Regions from separate parts of the Homo sapiens genome. Here region 2 is linked to region 1. Evidence: chromatin contacts called from ENCODE Hi-C or POLR2A ChIA-PET data. All regions are on one chromosome and are shown on one strand. Each heading gives the region's core, a stretch centred on a gene start or an enhancer-like site at or near the end of the contact. The rest is flanking DNA. Distances are from core to core; before and after follow the strand shown.

Region 1 (4,564 bases), core at 1,541-4,040:
TTAGCAAAAGTTATGTCTTAATAATAGATTCATATATGAGGTTTAGCTTGGCACTTTGGACTTCTGTGAAAATAAAGAACATATGTTAAATTGTTTTTTAAAAAGTCTTCAAAGGTAATAAAGTTGGGAGGAAAAAGGAAACTCTCATTCTTTCTTGGTGATTCTACCTACAAGAAAACAATAAACCCTTAATATCTGAATCAGGTTTTAACAAGATTTTTTAAAAAATTGATTATTTCTCTTTAGTTGTGCAGTGGCTTCAAGATAATGAGTGTTAAGCATTCCTTCAACCCATCGAGAAGTTTGATACCATCTATACAAGGCTTGCTAAGAGATGGCAAAGCAAAAAAAAATTTTTTTGACCCAGACCAGACCACCCACCTCCAGCCTATGAAGGAGAATAAAGGCTGAAAGGGAAATTGACATTTACAAAGTGGATTTTGTGAGGGAGCTGTTAATGAGTGTTGAGTCCCACACAACTCCCATGGGGAGAAGGATTAGGTGTGTTTTCCTTCATTTCAAGCCCAGGGAATGTGGCTTCAATGGGACCATGTAGAGAGCTCAAGGTGTGCCCCAGGTACTGTCAGAGGACAAAAGAATATGGGGAAATGCTAGCTGACTAGTAATTCTGATCTGATGGAAGACAAAGAAAAGCTGACATGAAGAAAGGTTACAACAGAATTTCTTGAGGTAAAGAATATGCATAGTTATATGAATTTAACAGAAAAGAATCAACCTTGAGGTCCTCTAAATATTGCCCAAAATAACTTCCTAGAGGCACACAGTATCCCCAACACAGGAGTGTAGCACTAGGAGACTATCATGTAAGTGAGCAACTATAGGGAGGAACATCCCTGAACATCAAAAGAACTGCAGGCTAGGTACCCTAGTGATTCAGGGTTGGTGGGTGGAAAGTTTTCAAATAATGCCCCAAAGTTTGCCAGGAGAAAGTGTCAGCTTTAAACACCTGCCAAGCCCAGAGAGCACATCATCATTAGTTGAGAGACATCAACTAATTTCAGTGGTGATCAACTAATGCCTTTGCTTTTCTCTTACCTCCCCTCTCTCTCTCAGCTCCCTCCAATCCCAAAGGGGTCAGAAACTGCAATTAGCAAGCTGGAGGAGGAGGAGGAGGAGGAAGAGGCACAGAAGCAGGAGGTGGGGAGCCTGAGACAGAGATCATCCTGTCTGCCCTTCCCACTTCAGGCTACCACCTCTTGCAGACCTACGTTAAATGAAATGAGAAGCCTCAACTTTGACTACTATTAAGGTATTACATAGAAGTAGACATTTTAGGGGCCAAAATAAAACTTTCTGGGTGACTAGAAGAGCACAAAGGATCTCTCATTTTCTGAAAGTGGAGTGATCGAAAAAAGCCACTGTGCCATTCCTGGAATTCATTCAAGAACAGAAAAAAATTTGTCCTACTGAGTGGGCTAAAAGAAATAGGGGAAAGATTAAAGCTGTCATGTGATTTCATTCCAGGAGACCTGCTTGTTCACTATAATGAGGTTATTTTCCCACATCAAGAAAAAACCTCCAATAAGTTCTATTTCCTAGTCTTACTGTAGATATTCCACTCCACGAACAATGAGGGAATGGTTGCACTTAATTGTTTGATGTCCATGTAGTCCAGTGGAAGAAAATTCTGTCCAGGTTCTCCAGTCCCTACCTGCTGAAGCCCAGTCCCCAACTAACTCATTCAGGCAGGCAAAAAATACTGTAAATTCATTTTGCTGCCCTGAGTTCAGTACCAGCTGATGTTGGGTTGGGTTCACTCTTCACCCCCTGCCCATCATGATTTTTTTCTCATGCCCACTATTAACTGACCAGTTTGTGTAATGGTAACCTGCTTTCCCACAGAGACCTGGATTCTTTGGCCCGCATGCCCTACCATGAGCCAGGGTCACCTTCCTGACAGATTCATCTCTTAGACTCTCAAATGCACATCACCTGACATGAAGTTCTGTCCAGCTCTGTGCTTCCTCCACTCTGCCCCAACGACCAGATTCGACCTCTCTGTAGCAACACCAGCCCACATCAAAACTGGTCATGCCACACCCACAGGGAGGAATCCCAGCCCTTCCCAGTTATGCCTTCAGCCTCTACCTGTCCCATCACCCTTTGCTGCTGAGATCCCAGTATGCCTTGCGGTTGAACCCATAGAAAGTTGGAATGAAAAAAAGAACTAGGAGGCACTCATCTGCAACTATTTCTTGTGATGAAAAATGGTGCAACCATTAAAGGAGAAAGGAGGAAAGGAAAAATTGGGGTCTTAAAAAGTACCCTTCAGTTATCATATAAGACTAGAAAAGCAGCCACAAAGTGTTCTTAATGTTACTCAGTGGTTATCATTTCAAATCAGACTCAGACCAGGAAGATGCAAGGATAATCATGAAATATGAGGCACACCGCTGCTGAGCACCAGTTAGTTCCAAATGTGTTCATTTATTCATTTGCAGTAACAGCCTCGGAAATCAGTGGAGTGGTCTCTAGGAAGTAAAGGAATAAAATAATTTTCCAACTCTCATAGTCAGAGGGCTAATTCAAATTTCAAAAGGAACACTAACTTGCTTAAAGTACCATAAAAATAGAGAGGGGGCGGGGAGAGTGGAAATTCCATCCTGCTTTAATCACTGTCTCCTGCAAGTTTCCTTAATGATTTCCAGCTGCCTCCATTTAGGCTGTTGCTTTGACAGAACTTTCATACAAACTTGGAACATTTAACGTATCCAAATTTTTTTTTTTTACTTTGCCCTCAACTGCATTCTAACCAAAAGCAGATTTCTCTTGGATTATATAAGAATATGATGAGCTGGAAAGGGGCGGAGTGAGGCAAGGAGTCTGCCTTTGCTTTTTGCAGTCTCCACAAACCATTTCACAAGAGGCACAAAGGAAAATGTGAAAACCCAAGGAGAAGCCCACACCCTTGTAGAAAGCCAAAATATGGTTTCACTTCAACATACTACTGCATTCTGAAGAGAAACTGACTATTCAGAATTAGGCTACCACAAAATAAATACCTCCAAATTTTAATATAGGTAAAATTTTAAGAGGGGGAGAGAGAAAGAGAGTGTAGTAAGTTGGTATGGAAATATTTACAGCCAAACTTGTGCTGACCAAATAGCCTGTGACCCTAAGTCATCCATTTTTCTGCATGGGGAAAGGAGCAGAGAACAATGGAAACATGGATATACAATATCATAAAAGATTAGATATTAATACTTGAATAAGGAAGTTTATTAAAAATCATGAGCTTCAGCCTTGAAGATCCTTGAAGGTCATAATTTCCTTTCCAATAGGGTTGTATGCTCTTTAAAAGAAAAGAGTAACCATCTCTTAATAATTTTTGTCTTCTCCCACAACCCCTAGCAATAGGATCTCATATACGGAAGGTCTTCAATGAAGGCATGTTAAAGCGAATAAAGAAAAGCTTTCAGAGACTGATGTTAATAAAACAGGGGGATATGTGTAAAAAGAAAATGAAGACTGTTTGCAAGGAGATTAATTAGTAGGCTATTTTATCCTCATGATTCCTTGAATCTGTAATTTACTCAGCTATCATTAAGTTTTCCACATGAAGATAGGTCCTATATTTTTACTTGTGAGACAAAAAGAGACTTTGGTAGGTCTTCAAGTTATTCTCCTGAAAACTATCCCAGACTACTGAAGAGCTACTCTTTGAAAAAGGGTTCTATAAGTTAACCTATTCCTTCTTGTCCAACAGGTCAGTAAGGAAATACTCTATGTATATACCTCAAATCGTATATATTGCACACTGAATTTTTTCGGGGGGTAGGGTGGGTAGAGGGAAGTTCTTAAAAATATTTAAAAATGAATAATAATTTTCTATTTAAAATCCAAAAGAGGTACAGAGGAAATATAGGAAATAGTAGCTAAGTTAGTCTTTGAGTCACTTCTCATCTCTACCTTCATTCATTTTGACAAATATTTTCGAGTACCTAGGGCAGAGCAGATGTTGAAAATCCCATAGATTTTCCATATAAATCTTATTCTCCATCACTTAGGGACATTCCGAGGCTCCAGAATTTCTGCTAGAAAAGCTTTAGGCCGGGCGCGGTGGCTCATGCCTGTAATCCCAGCACTTTGGGAGGCCGAGGTGGGCGGATCACGAGGTGAAGAGATCAAGACCATCCTGGCTAACACGGTGAAACCCTATCTCTACTAAAAATACAAAAAATTAGCCAGGCGTGGTGGCACACGCCTGTAGTCCCAGCTACTGCGGCGGCTGAGGCAGGAGAATGGCACGAACCTGGGAGGCGGAGCATGCAGTGAGCCGGTATCGCACCACTGCACTCCAGCCTGGGCGACAGAGCAAGACTCTGTCTCCAAAAAAAAAAAAAAAAAAGCTTTGGGGATAATAATCTGGTTATTGGAAAGAATGCCAACCTTTGTCCTGAAGCTGCATGTGGGTGTCAAGCACTGGTTTACTTACATTGCATCTCTATCTAGGGAGCTTGGAAAGTTAAATTCTCCCAAGCCACTTGGTGCTGTTGCATTAAGGACCTATTTTTAACATAGCTTTGAGCTTTAATTCTGAATC
Region 2 (4,564 bases), core at 1,232-3,731, 34 kb before region 1:
GATCAAGCATTTAGTAGAAATTCCATATAAAATTTATCAACAGTATAAGTAATTAATATAGTTGATGTATAAGTAACATCAGTGTACTGAAATAGAAAAGGCACATTGCTTGGAATGATAGAACTATCCCCTTGGTAGATCGACCAGGCTCAGATTGGATTCGATTATATGTAACAAATAAACAGAAATAACCCTTTTTTTTTCTTGAAAGAAAACTCCAAATAGTTTAGAGATATCATAGAAGGTCTATGTTTATCAAGAACTCAAATTCCTTCTATTTTCTACTTCACCATCCAGGATTATGGCTTGGAGCCTCAAATCACTTTGTGATTCAAGATGGCAACTGGAAGAAAGAGGAGATAACAAAAAGGTAAGGGGAAAAAAAAAAAGCCTGATAACCAATAAGTCATTGCTCTTTAAACAGCTCTCCTAGAAATCACACACAACACTTCCACTTCACTGGCCAGATGTTGGTCTCATATGCACCCCAAAATGCAAAACAATTTGGGAAATGTAATTTATCTGGCCTACTGTTACTCTAAACAAAACCAAGATCTTGTTACTAAGAAAGAATAAGAGATTAGAAACTACATGGCAGCCAGCAGTCTCTGCTACAATGGATGTCATATAAACCTGGGGAATTTAGAAATAAATACATAGATAATAAAGTAAACTAAAACCACATTATTAACTTGGGAGTTATAAATAGGAGCATATGTATATATTTGGTATTTTAATATTTTTAATGCATAAGAGAATTTGGCATATTGGAGCATCAAATAAATTAGTTCTGCAATTCCCATTTAAATTATATAATTAGATAATTTGTCAAACTTTGCACTTTAATTTCAAAGACATAAGAGAATTTTCCTAAGTTTAGAAGTAGTATCAAGGCATTTAAAAAAAAAACAACTGTCATCATACTCGAAAATTTAATTTATTGTGTTTCTTAAAATTCACTTAAGTAATTAAAAGATTTTATTTGTTATTTAGTTTACGGTCTTAAAAAATCAAGTATTTTAAATTTAAAAATTCAGTTAGAAATATTTAAGCAATTTTAATTAATTAGGTTTTGAAGATCTGCTTGAAAGTGATTGCTGAGATATGCTTTTCTAAGTTGAATGTAAACGACAGAGGAAAAAATATATCTGTAATAAGTCAAATATTAATTTGAAAATCCAAAAGAATCACAAGTAGTCTTTTCTGCACATTAAGCCTGCCCTCAAAGACACCAGAAAAACATTATGTTGTTAAGCATGCATTTATGAAAGAGTGTTAAAATAATGAGTTCTAAGTATTTGGGGCTTTTTTTGTGTAAGTAAAGTGAGTTTATTGGAAGCTTTGGAGCAATAGAATGTCATTATCACATTTTTATCTCACAAGATAATTCTGATGGCAGTGAAATGCCCTTTCCCCACTTTTCTGCCAGGTGACACCCTACTCAATTCCTCAAGCACTAACTTCAACCACACCTCCTCCAAGAAATCCAAACCCACACGAAATCAATCCCAGGCAGAATTAAGAGCTTCTTCTCTGTACACTGTTGCACTTTAACACATCCTGTATAATGATCATTTCATTTCAACGAGGTCTTTTGGGTTCTGTCTCCCAGTAAGCCATGAAGCTAGACCATCATACTCATTTTTAGATTTTTTTGTTTGTGTTTAACATGGAACCATATTTCAAGTGGATGGAATCTAATTGAAATTCAAAGCCTAGGACTGTATTCTGAATTCAGTACAATTCCACTGAAGTGCAGATATCATATGACACCCTACCTAAGAAAGGGCAATCTCCTTTTTCCTCTTGAATTTTGATTGCAATTATAAGTAAATAGCAAGTCATAATTATTAATTCTTTTTATCCAAGATACATTTGGCACCACAGAAAAAGAACTGGCTCTTCTAGCATTTCCTATCAACAGGTTTTCAGCTGTGTACTCACTTGCAAATGATTACACATTCACAGGAAAGAAATGTATTTAGGTTGGAAAAAGTCCCAGAAGGCCCATAGGGTGGGCATTTGATTCCTTGATAAAAAGCCAAGCCCCACTGTCTGGAAAGGAGGAAATTAGAAAAGGGGGAAAGAACCATTTGCTTCAGGGCCTAAAATAACACCAATTGCAGCACGAACTATGAGAAGCAAGATAGCAGAATTAAACAGTAGAGAAAAATTGCCGCCTAAGACTTCTTCAGCTACAAAATAACTTAGAAAATAATTTCAAAATAATTTCCCAATACACAACAATATTTTCAGCAAGAATATATCGAAAGGCAATTTGGCAAGATGTTTTGGAGGACTTCAACACAAGAAAAGATGAATTTTTACATTAAGAAGAGATGAATAAATATTAATGTACCAACAAAAACTATTGATGTACCTTTCAATTCTAAAATTGTATTTCTGTATGTGAGTTATTTCCTTTTGTGCATGTGTATGTGTCTCTTCTCACCCGACCTCTCTCACTCTCTTAATTATACTGTAAAAATGAAGCCAGCAGGAACTGCTTCTTAACCGTTAATCATTATCCGCCCTGGCTGTTGTAATTTTTTTTTCTTTTCTTATGGAGAAATTTTTCTTTCCATTGCCTATACTTCTCTCCAGCACATTAATTATCTTTCCTGTGACAAGCCCCTAATCCATTTTTGTTCTGTGAAATCTGTAGCACTTAATGAAGATTATTCTCACTTTGTAAAGGCTTTAGAAGGGACTTTTCAGATCCTGTCTAAATGAGGGCCTCTTAAGTCATATGATGAGCTTAGATTGGAGCCCTGGTCTCTCAGATTTGATTAGCAGGTCCCGATGGCTTGCTACTACTTTGCTCAGCTCTGTGATTTTAGCAAGAAAAAAAGCAAAAATGAAAAACAAGAGTAGCTATCTGGATAATAGCAGGAACAAGTTGGAGAGGAGAACATTCACCTGCCATATGCACTATAACTGAATATAGTCATTAGCTACAGATGCCTGGTAATTTGAAATGGGGACCTTTATGCCTCTTATCTTGGGTAGTCTCAGACTTGAGACCAGTATGTGTAAATAAGAGCCTCTTCATCTTCCACTGGGGCTTAGAATTAGTAATTCTAGCTTGTGGTTCTCCCTTCCTGTATCTTCGTGACCTTTCTGCCTTTTAAACAATCAGCCCTTCATGATTATGCTTATTTTTAGGTCTGCTTTCACTATTCTCCCCCAGGAAGAGAAAAATATATAATGCATTAAATCCCAGTTCCAGGAAAACAGCATCCAGGTCTAAAAAGCAGATGTCATTGTGACTATCACTAACAGAACTTCAATGACATGCTTTCCATCTTCTCTCACATTTGAGGGGTATGCCATTACCAGCCTTATGCTGTTGGAAACGTACACACCTTACCAGATGTTAATTAGATTTGGGCTTCCAATATTCCAATATTCCCCAAAATTAGTGATAAACACACACTCAGGGATTTTAACTCAGAACTACACATCGGGCAACTTATGGACCACCTGTGGCTGAAATAGTGAAGTTAATGGCTGGGAAAAAGATGTCATGATTTTGAAATAAATCTAAAGAATAGAAAGTAAGAAATGATAGTTTTCTTCAGTAACTGTGATTAAACTCACTTCTGCTTCTTCAGATCAGATGAGAAAGAAATTATAACAACAAGAATAACAATAACAATACCTATTGAGAATGTACCAAGGGATTTCTTTAATTGTACCAAGGGATCTCTTTCATTAATTTGTTATAACAAATCTATAGGAAAAATTTTTTTTGTTAATGTTTCCATGTTACATTTATATAAATTTAGGAAATAGAAGAATTGAGACTCCAAGCCGAGATTTTGTTAAGTCAGAGCCTGCGCTCTTAATCACTAACTTTTTCACCGCAGGGCCACCAGACCCCAGGTAGAACTCTGCTCACATTCCTCCTTCCAAGCTACACCTAAGCCTAGGCCTAGGCCTCTGATGGAGTTTCACCAAGCAACGAGCATGGAAAGGAGTGCAACTAGTTTGCAAACCTTTATGATGTGGATGAGGCATGATTCGGACAACAAACACAGGAAGACAACCTCTCATGGGAAAGGCCATCCTTAGCCTGATGTCCAAGACAATAGAGATTCTGGAACATTGCCTGAAACTTTTATCTTCTGGCCTTCACACATGCGGTTCCTCTCCCTAGAATATTGTCTTTTTTCCCCCTTTCCTTGCCCCACCCAAACCCTGACTTCACTTGAAAACTCTTATTTTTCTTTCAGACTCAACTTGAAACTCACTTCCTCCATCAAGCCTTCCCCAATCCCCTAGACCAAGTGAGAGAAGCCCCCATTATGGGCCCCTGTGGCCCCCTATACTTAGCTTAGTATAACATATGTCATCATTTATCAAACTTTCTTGTTTTATTGCCCTTCTTCCTTACTGGATTATGAATTCCATGAAAGCTGAAAAATTATGTCTGCCTTATTGCCCAATTCATTTCCATTCCCTGTACAGGTAATTGCTGAATAATAGAGTAAGTGAATGAATGAAGAATCAACACATCTCCTACCAGTACAGAGTACTGAATTCTGAATTCCTTTTTCTGAAA

What was found. Hi-C counts contacts between places; a loop is a spot of excess contacts on that map. ChIA-PET counts read pairs that join two places held with the same protein, here RNA polymerase II (POLR2A). Pooled maps may share reads with other maps.
Region 2: a map of aorta shows a loop between it and region 1 (2.2-fold over the local background). The contact joins two enhancer-like sites. A Hi-C loop is called at or near these places in 16 of 168 maps with a recorded cell type or tissue (A673, Caco-2, K562 and 11 more) and 15 of 50 pooled maps. POLR2A ChIA-PET finds 5 or more read pairs at or near these places in 6 of 52 experiments (AG04449, AG04450, BJ and 3 more).

What each region holds. Positions count from the first base shown.
Region 1 is chr7:94,345,586-94,350,149 of GRCh38, forward strand. The region is part of intron 1 of LOC112267858 (a long non-coding RNA gene); the gene reads right to left. It overlaps LOC107986821 (a long non-coding RNA gene), which reads left to right. Exons shown (of 4, transcript XR_001745275.2): 4 at 1,075-1,478. Among named protein-coding and RNA genes, the nearest start is that of COL1A2-AS1, 44 kb to the right of the region's middle. RefSeq lists an enhancer at 1,065-3,983. Within about 2 kb of position 2,791, at least 8 of the 41 ENCODE cell types and tissues checked have a DNase peak (open chromatin) inside an H3K27ac peak, as active enhancers do; they include A673, where a contact is called at or near this core.
Region 2 is chr7:94,312,115-94,316,678 of GRCh38, forward strand. The region is part of intron 1 of LOC112267858 (a long non-coding RNA gene); the gene reads right to left. It overlaps LOC107986821 (a long non-coding RNA gene), which reads left to right. Exons shown (of 4, transcript XR_001745275.2): 2 at 298-370. Among named protein-coding and RNA genes, the nearest start is that of COL1A2-AS1, 78 kb to the right of the region's middle. Within about 2 kb of position 2,482, at least 2 of the 41 ENCODE cell types and tissues checked have a DNase peak (open chromatin) inside an H3K27ac peak, as active enhancers do; they include A673, where a contact is called at or near this core.